Regions from separate parts of the Homo sapiens genome. Here all the other regions are linked to region 2. The links are chromatin contacts, found by Hi-C or POLR2A ChIA-PET in ENCODE. All regions are on one chromosome and are shown on one strand. The core of a region is the stretch at or near the end of the contact, and the rest is flanking DNA. Distances in the headings are between cores, read along the strand shown. Region 1 holds the start of TAB1 (TGF-beta activated kinase 1 (MAP3K7) binding protein 1). Region 2 has its middle 18 kb from the start of APOBEC3H. Region 3 overlaps MGAT3 (beta-1,4-mannosyl-glycoprotein 4-beta-N-acetylglucosaminyltransferase).

Region 1 (2,700 bases), core at 166-2,665, 280 kb after region 2:
GAGCCTGTCCCTACAACCCCTTCATCTCTCTCCTCCAACTCTGTGCAAGCCACAGTGGGCTCCCGTGACAAGTGTGCTTTTTTTTTTTTTTTTTTTAAGACAGAGTCTCACTCTGTTGCCCAGGTTGGAGTGCAGTGGAGTGATCTCAGCTCACTCACTGCAACCTCCACCTCCCAGGTTCGTGATTCTCCTGCTTCAGCCTCCCAAGTAGCTGGGATTACAGGCGTGCACCACCATGCCTGGCTAATTTTTTGTAGTTTTAGTAGAGATGGGGTTTCACCATGTTGGCTGGACTGATCTCGAACTCCTGACCTCAGGTGATCCACCGGCCTCGGCCTCCCAAAGTGCTGGGATTACAGGCATGAGCCACCGCGCCTGCCCCCGGCAGAATGTCTTATATACATAAATGTTGTCCTCTCCAATTAAAATGTTAACATTTTAGGTTGGGCGGGGTGGCTCACACTTGTAATCCCAGCACTTTGGGAGGCCCAGGCAGAAGAATCGTTTTAGGCCAGGAGTTTGAGACCAGCCTGGCCAACATAGCGGTACTCCGTCTCTACAAAAAATGTAAAAGATTAGCTGGGCGTGGTGGCGGGCGCCTGTAACCCCAGCTACTCGGGAGGCTGAGGCAGGAGAATCGCTTCAACCCGGGAGGCAGAGGTTGCAGTGAGTCCAGATCACGCCACTGCATTCCAGCCTGGGCGACAGAGCAAGCCTCCGTCTCAAAAATAACATAACATAACATAACATAAAATAATAATAAAATGAAATGAAATAAAATAAAATAAAATGTTAGCTTTTTGAAGGCCTGTCCTGCTCGCTGCAGAACCCACTATAGAGCCAAGCAGGGTCACCTAGGTAGCATTTGCTGAGTGAATGAATTGTCCTCCCCTTACCAACTGTGTTCACAAAGAACCCTCAGGAGTTCAAGACCAGCCTGGCCAACATGGCGAAACCCCGTTTCTACTAAAAATACAAAAATTAGCCGGGCGTGGTGGCTCATGCCTGTAGTCCCGGCTACTCCGGAGGCTGGGGCAGGAGAGGCGGGCACCTGTAATCCCAGCTACTCGGGAAGCTGAGGAAGGAGAATCGCTTGAGGCCGGAAGGCAGAGGTTGCAGGGAGCTGTGATCGCGCCACTGCACTCCAGCCTGGGTGACAGAGTGAGACCCTATCTCAAAAAATAATAAAGATGGGCGAGGAGCAATCGGCCCCGAGGAAAAGACAAAACAAAACAACAACAACAACAACAACAACAAAACGTGCAAGAGCGCGCCTGCGCACACGGTCCGCTACGACCCCCATCCCTCTTCGGGCGTGGGGTGGCGCTGGGCGCATGCTCCCCGGCAGCGCGGTCATCCTCGCCTCCTTCGGGCCGCTCTAGCCGCCCCACTCGCTGCTCTGCGGGGAGGCGGGCGCTCCCGCAGGGGTTCCTCCAAGATGGCGGCGCAGAGGAGGAGCTTGCTGCAGAGTGTGAGGAACAGGCCCGCTCTCTGGGCTTGGGGTTGGGAGCCTGGGCGGGGGTGCTGTCGGGTGCAGGAACGGCTCCTTCTCCGAGTTTGGACAGCCACCCTCTCCGTGGTGGGGTGTGTCAGCCACCTTCTCCTCTCCTCGGGCTGGCCCCCTCGTTCCCGAGGCCAGGGCGTGTGTGCGCGGCGGGCCCGGCCCCCGGGTCAAGGGCGCCGGGGCTGTGGGCTGCTGCTGCCGGGCGTCGAGGGCGGGAGCGTCCTGGAGCCAGAAGGGAACACGGCGGGCGGCAGCAGAGCTATCCGAGTCTCGAGCCCACTGCGACACCGAGCAGACGTGCAATGATAATAACAGCAGCATCCACAGTGTACCGCTTACTGCATCCCCGGCGTTGTGTTAATTGCTTTACATTTGTCAGTTTCATTTTCGTAGCAGCCCCCTGAGATAGGTGCTACTGTTATTCCTATTTGACAGACTGAGACACTGAGGTGGTCGTTTGCCTAAGGCCACACAAATGGTACGTATTGAGGCAGGATTAAAATCAGGCAGTGTGATTCCAGAAACCCCCTTAACCCCTGGGCTGTACTAAAGGAATGACCAGTGGTAGCTGTCACTGGGTTCTGGTCCTGGCTCTGACTGTGTCTCCCTCAGCCTCAGTTTCCTTCTCCTAAGGCGAGAGCGCTGAGTGGAAGAATTGTCTTCAGACTCATCCCTACCCCCGGTCTGGACCCTCATGGGTTTGGCGCTGTCTTCCAGGCCCTGCGTCCTCTGACGCGTATGTGCACATAGATGCACACACATGTTGGCACCATGGACTACTCTGACCTACCAGGGTAGGGTGCTGGCCTCCTGGGTCCTTCCTATGCATGGCACTGTTAGAATTGTCTATGGACTTGTCTGCCTCCTGTACTAGAAAGTAAACTCCGCCGGGCGCGGTGGCTCATGCCTGTAATCCCAGAACTATGGGAGGCTGAGGCGGGTGGATCACGAGGTCAGGAGATCAAGACCATCCTGGCCAACATGGTGAAACCCCGTCTTTACTAAAAATACAAAAATTAGCCGAGCGTGGTGGGGGCGCCTGTAGTCCCAACTATTCGGGAGGCTGAGGCAGGAGAATTAGCTTGAACACAGGAGGCGGAGCTTGCAGCGAGCCAAGATCGGGCCACTGCACTCCAGCCTGGAGCGACAGAGCGAGACTGTGTCTCAAAAAAAAAAAAAAAAAAAAAACGAAAGTA
Region 2 (2,700 bases), core at 24-2,523:
CAAAAATAGAAAAAAAAAAAAAAAAAAAGCCGGGCATGGTGGCGCATGCCTGTCATCTGAGCTACATGGGAAGCTGAAGTGGAAGGATTGGTGGACCTAGGAGGTGGAGGTTGCATTGAGCCGAGATCGCACCACTGCATGACACAGTGAGACCCTATCTTCAAAAAAAAAAAAAAAAAACCCACTGAACTGTACACTTAAAAATGGTTAAGAAGCCAGATGTAGTGGCTCACACCTATATTCCCAGCACTTCCCAGAATTTATGGTTTGTAGTGTAATGCCTAACTTTGTTTTTTACTAACCTTATTTTAACCTTGTTTTTACTAACCCTATTTTTAAATGTTCCCTTTTTGTCTCCTTAATTACCTAGCCTTGTTTCCCATATGAATAGACTCTCCCTTAGCGGGGAAAGCCGACGAACTCCATCTGGCCCCTTGATTTACAAGACGTTAAGGGCTCCTTACCCGACCCCCTTCGTCAAGGAGTTAACCTGTGTAAGCTGATCCTCAGCATTTCAAAGGAGCTCAATGAACTGATAAGGTACTAGAACAAACAATGTATGAAGTTCCCAGGATTTTGCTCAAAAAGATAACAACATAAAGCCTTGAGTCTGTGTCCGGCATAGCATCCATATCTAACTCTTATGAAGGATTTAGAGCCCCGCACCTGGTTCCGTTGCTTTTTTTGTAACCATTTGTCTTTTAAATTGTTTATTTCTCTGTAACCATTTGTTTTTTGATTCTTGCGTGTTTTTACTTCTGTAGAATTATTGCATTTGAGCTCCCCTCCCCTTCCTAAACCAAGCTATAAAAGTAAATCAAGCCCCTTCCTCGGGGCCGAGAGAATTTTGAGCGTTAGCTGTCTCTTTGGCCACCGGCTTAAATAAAGGACTCTTAATTCGTCTCAAAGTGTGGCGTTTTCTCTAACTCGCTCGGGTATAACAGTAGGGCATGACTCTTCAGACCCCTTAGATAGGAATTTGCACAAGCTGAAAAGATCAGAGCTTAGCCCACACAAAGTAGATGAATAGGAGAAAAGGCATACTAATTTATTAACATGTCCATGAGAGAGAATGACAGAGGGAGCACTCCAACCCCACAAAGAGCTGTAGCAGTTCATATACCATCTTGAGGTTACAGAAAGATTTGGGGCTTGGATCCTGGCAAAACAGGCTATGGGAAAGGGAGAAGAGGAGGCCTGGCTGGCAAAGGTGGTCTTGTTATGTAGATGAAACCTCACAGATAGCAGTCCTCGGAGGAAAAAGATGGTAAATGTTTCTTTCAGAGTTTTAGGGTGTCAGAATCTCAGTTCCTCTTTCCTAGATCTGGACAAGGGAGGGCCTGGGAGAAAACCAGGCTGCAGCAATGCAGATTTTCTACAGATGCAAATCTCCCCCACAAAAGACCGCTTTTGCCGGGCGCGGTGGCTCAAGCCTATCTGTAATCCCAGCACTTTGAGAGGCCGAGGTGGGCGGATCACCTGGGGTTAGGAGTTCAAGACCAGCCTGGTCAACACGGGGAAACTCCATCTCTACCAAAAATAGAAAAAAAAAAAATTAGCTGGGTGTGGTGGTGTGTGCCTGTAATCCCAGCTACTCATGAGGCTGAGGCAGGAGAATCGCTCGAATCCAGAAGGCGGAGGTTGCAGTGAGCAGATATCATGCCACTGCATTCCAGCCTGGAGGACAGAATGAAACTCAGTCTCAAAATAATAATAATAATAGAAGACCGCTTTGCAGGGCTGCTTCTGTTTGCAGGAGCAGCCATCTCAAAATATATCAGAGAAGGATATTTTGATTACCTTTACTAGCCTTTCAGGTCTCAGAAGCAGATAGATGATGATGGATAGATGGATGGATAGATGAATGGATGGATGGATAGATAGATAGGTAGATATGAGGACTAAGCTCTGCTTTTTTTTTTTTTTTAATCTTGCCCAAATTCCTATCTAAGGGGTCTGGGGAGTCATGCCCTATAAACCATAAATTCTCATCAGATGAGTTTTATTTAACCCTCTGTTTCATGACTTACTTTCCAATATGATCGCTGAAGGGGTTCACCTTGCCCACTGCCTAGACAGAGCTGATTTATATCAAGACACAGCAATTGCAATAGAGAAAGAGTAATTCACGCAGAGCAGGCTGTGCAGGAGACTGGAATTTTATTATTACTCAAATCAGTCTCACGGAAAACTTGGGGATCAGAGGTGGTTTTTTGTTTTTTGGTTTTTGGTTTTTTCTAGAAGGAGACTTGCTGTCATCCAGACTGGAGTGTTACCGGTGGTGACAGTCTAGCACCTTTTAAAGGTCTGATAGGAAACATTTGTCATCTCTTGTCTCTAAGGGCAGCCACTATGAGACTTCAAAAGAGACTTGGTCTTCACAGTCTTTTATTTTATTTTATTTTATTTATTTTTGAGACACAGTCTAGTTTTGTCACCCAGGCTAGAGTGCAGTGGACCTCTGCTCACTGCAACCTCCCGCCTCCTGGGTTTGAGAGATTCTCCTGCCTCAGCCTCCCGAGTGGCTGGGATTACAGGCGTGCCACCATGCCTGGCTGATTTTTATATTTTTAGTAGAGATGGGGTTTCGCTGTATTGGTCAGGCTGGTCTCAAACTCCTGACCTCAGGTGATCCATCCGCCTCGGCCTCCCAAAGTGCTAGGATTACAGGTGTGAGCCACTGTGCCCAGCCACAATCTT
Region 3 (2,739 bases), core at 93-2,592, 350 kb after region 2:
GGAAATCATTCACACACCTAATTACCGTATTGTTTATGAACTTATTTGGCTCAAAACTTTGGTTCTTACCGAAGTGGGAATCCCTTGAGAGGGGTGGGTGAGGGCCAGGCCAGGGAGACAGACCTGTGCACGTGCCAGGACCTCAGAGCCTGCTCTCCGGCTGCCCTCTCTGGGCAGGCCAGGAACTTCCCAGAAGGAACAGCCCAGAGACAGGGTTCTAAGTGAGGGAGGCCGGCCCGAGTGGGTTCTGGGACTCTGGCTGGCAGGCCTGGTGGTGGATGGCTCCCATGGTTGTCCTCCCCACCTTGGCCTCCGGGTCATCATAATTTGCTGCTCTTTATCAAGCACTTCCTATGTGCTGGGCCCAGGGCCAACCAACCACTTTCTATGCATTCTCCCAGAGATGTCTCTAACTTGCTGAGAGGCAAGCACTATTATCATCCCTGTTTGGCACTTTGAGGGTACCCAGAGTTGGGGGTCCACAGCTGGGAAGTGGCAGGGCTGGGATTGTGTCCAGCCTATAGGACCCTCAGAGAGCAGCCTCCCTCGGTCACCCAGACCTGTTCCTTCTCTCCCGTGGGCTCCCAGCAGGGCCTGTTCCCTGAGGCTTGGAGCCCTGAGACAGCCATCACTTAGCCTCTTGGCCTCCAGGCTTCCCCTTCAAGGCCCTCCTTCTGCCACTGTCCTGGGCCCTGTCTCTGGAACGCCTGCTCAATGTCACCTGGGCGGCCTGCGTAAAGTACCTGTTTGCCAGACCCTAGCCAGCCCTGCTGAGTGAGCATCTCACAACGGGAGGGCTGGAAGCCCACAGTTTAAAAAATACTGACTTGGACTCCCAAAGTAATCCTAGTACTTTGGGAGGCTGAGGCAGGAGGATTCATTGAGTCCAGGAGTCCGAGACCAGCCTGGGCAACATAGTGGGACCCTGTCTCTACAAAAAATTAAAAAAAAAATTAGGCAGGTATGGTGGCAAACGCCTATAGCCTCATCTACTTGGAAGGTTGAGGGGGAAGATCACTTGAGCCCAGGAGGTCAAGGCTGCAGTGAGCTGAGATCGCACCACCACTCTCCAGCCTGAGCGACAGAGCAAGACCATATCTCAAAAATTAAAAAAAAATAAAAAATGCTGCCCTGAGGATACAGAGGCCTGTGCATTCCAAGAGCCAGTTCACAGCTCCCTGGCATCTGTAGTGGCTACTAGATTTCCCAATCCCCAACCCTTGTAACCCAGATCCTGTGACCGAGCCCCCGCCTGTGTTCGTAGCCTGGGCCCCACCAGCTCTTCATACACCGCGCTCACCCCTGCCCCACCGCCCCCGCCATGCTGTCATCCTAGCACTTGCTGCCTCTGCCTCTTCCTGGAAGCAAGTCCCAGGCAGGGCATGATGCCCAGAGCTTGCCTAATGCACTGGGCAAATCTCTCGTGGTGAGTCCTCATCTTGCTACCTGGGGCCTGGCACATGGTTGTGGCAAATTGTGGTGGGTGAGTGATGGTGGCTGCCACAGGAGAGGGGCACAGGGAGAGCTGCAGGTGACTGGGGATGGGTTGGGCCCCCGGGCTGGCACCGGGCATGCACTAGGGCCTGGCTCTGTGCCTGGCACGTAGAAGGCATTTGATGCATATTTCTTGTCTTTTTTTTTTTTGAGACGGAGTTTCACTGTGTCACCCAGGCTGGAGTGCAGTGGCGCGATCTCAGCTCACTGCAACCTCTGCCTCCTGGGTTCAAACGATTCTCCTGCCTCAGCCTTCCCAGGTAGCTGGGATTATAGACGCCCACCACCACACCCAGCTAATTTTTGTATTTTTAGTAGAGACGGGGTTTCATCATGTTGGCCAGGCTGGTCTCCAACTCCTGACCTCAAGTGATCCACCTGCCTCCGCCTCCCAAAGTGCTGAGATTACAGGTGTGAGCCTCTGAGCCTGGCCTGATACATATTTATTTTTTTTTCTTTTTGAGACAGAGTCTTGCTCTGTTGCCCAGGCTGGAGTGCAGTGGCATGATCTCGGCTCACTGTAAGCTCTGCCTCCCAGGTTCACGCCATTCTCCTACCTCAGCCTCCCAAGTAGCTGGGACTACAGGCGCCTGCCACCACACCTGGCTAATTTTTTTTTTCGTATTTTTAGTAGAGACGGGGTTTCACCATGTTAGCCAGCATGGTCTCGATCTCCTGACCTCGTGATCTGCCTGCCTCGGCCTCCCAAAGTGCTGGGATTACAGCCATGAGCCACCACGCCCGGCCTCTGTCAGGCTTTATCTTTCTCCACTCCAGGACCAGAGCTCAGTCCTGAGCCCGGAGCACTTTGCTCTCCCCAGCTCCTGCTCATCTACGCTGGCCTCTGACCTGGTTCCTGCTGAGAAATGCTCTGAACTGGGGGCAGGGGAAGAGGGAGGGGTGCAGTCCCACACGGGCCTGGTGTCTCCTCCTTCACACCACACAGGGGATCCTCAGCTCTCTGAGGCACTCTGGGTAAGTTTCCCAGGGCCCCAGACGTTAAGGTTCCCTCTGCAAAAATGGGTGGGTTCAGCTGGCCACGTGGCCTCTCTGGGCTGATACCCTGGGCTCAGCTACACCCCTTGGAAGGTTTTCCCTTGGGATATGGGCACAAGTGAAAAACAGAGCCATACCCTCCAACTCACTGTGGGCATTCAGTGAAACCATGTGTGTAAGACGCTTTGTTAATTGTAGAACGCTGCACAAACTCATCAGGTCCCTCACCCGTCAGGCAGGCTCTACTGC

What was found. A loop is a pair of places that touch in the nucleus more often than their neighbours do. ChIA-PET counts read pairs that join two places held with the same protein, here RNA polymerase II (POLR2A). Pooled maps may share reads with other maps.
Region 1: a pooled map shows a loop between it and region 2 (3-fold over the local background). The contact joins the promoter of TAB1 here to the enhancer-like site in region 2. A Hi-C loop is called at or near these places in 1 of 50 pooled maps. POLR2A ChIA-PET finds 5 or more read pairs at or near these places in 3 of 52 experiments (A673, activated B cell and naive thymus-derived CD8-positive, alpha-beta T cell).
Region 3: a pooled map shows a loop between it and region 2 (4-fold over the local background). The contact joins two enhancer-like sites. A Hi-C loop is called at or near these places in 2 of 50 pooled maps. POLR2A ChIA-PET finds 5 or more read pairs at or near these places in 2 of 52 experiments (GM12878 and T-cell).

Annotation. Positions count from the first base shown.
Region 1 is chr22:39,398,365-39,401,064 of GRCh38, forward strand. TAB1 (TGF-beta activated kinase 1 (MAP3K7) binding protein 1) reads left to right here and starts at 1,416. Exons shown (of 11, transcript NM_006116.3): 1 at 1,416-1,471. The coding sequence starts at 1,439. RefSeq lists an enhancer at 1,355-1,474 and a silencer at 1,635-1,774.
Region 2 is chr22:39,113,923-39,116,622 of GRCh38, forward strand. No RefSeq gene overlaps it. Among named protein-coding and RNA genes, the nearest start is that of APOBEC3H, 18 kb to the left of the region's middle. RefSeq lists an enhancer at 46-1,020. Within about 2 kb of position 1,274, at least 5 of the 41 ENCODE cell types and tissues checked have a DNase peak (open chromatin) inside an H3K27ac peak, as active enhancers do; they include GM12878, where a contact is called at or near this core.
Region 3 is chr22:39,462,814-39,465,552 of GRCh38, forward strand. All of the region lies in intron 1 of MGAT3 (beta-1,4-mannosyl-glycoprotein 4-beta-N-acetylglucosaminyltransferase), which reads left to right. Among named protein-coding and RNA genes, the nearest start is that of MGAT3, 7.2 kb to the left of the region's middle. Within about 2 kb of position 1,343, at least 12 of the 41 ENCODE cell types and tissues checked have a DNase peak (open chromatin) inside an H3K27ac peak, as active enhancers do; they include GM12878, where a contact is called at or near this core.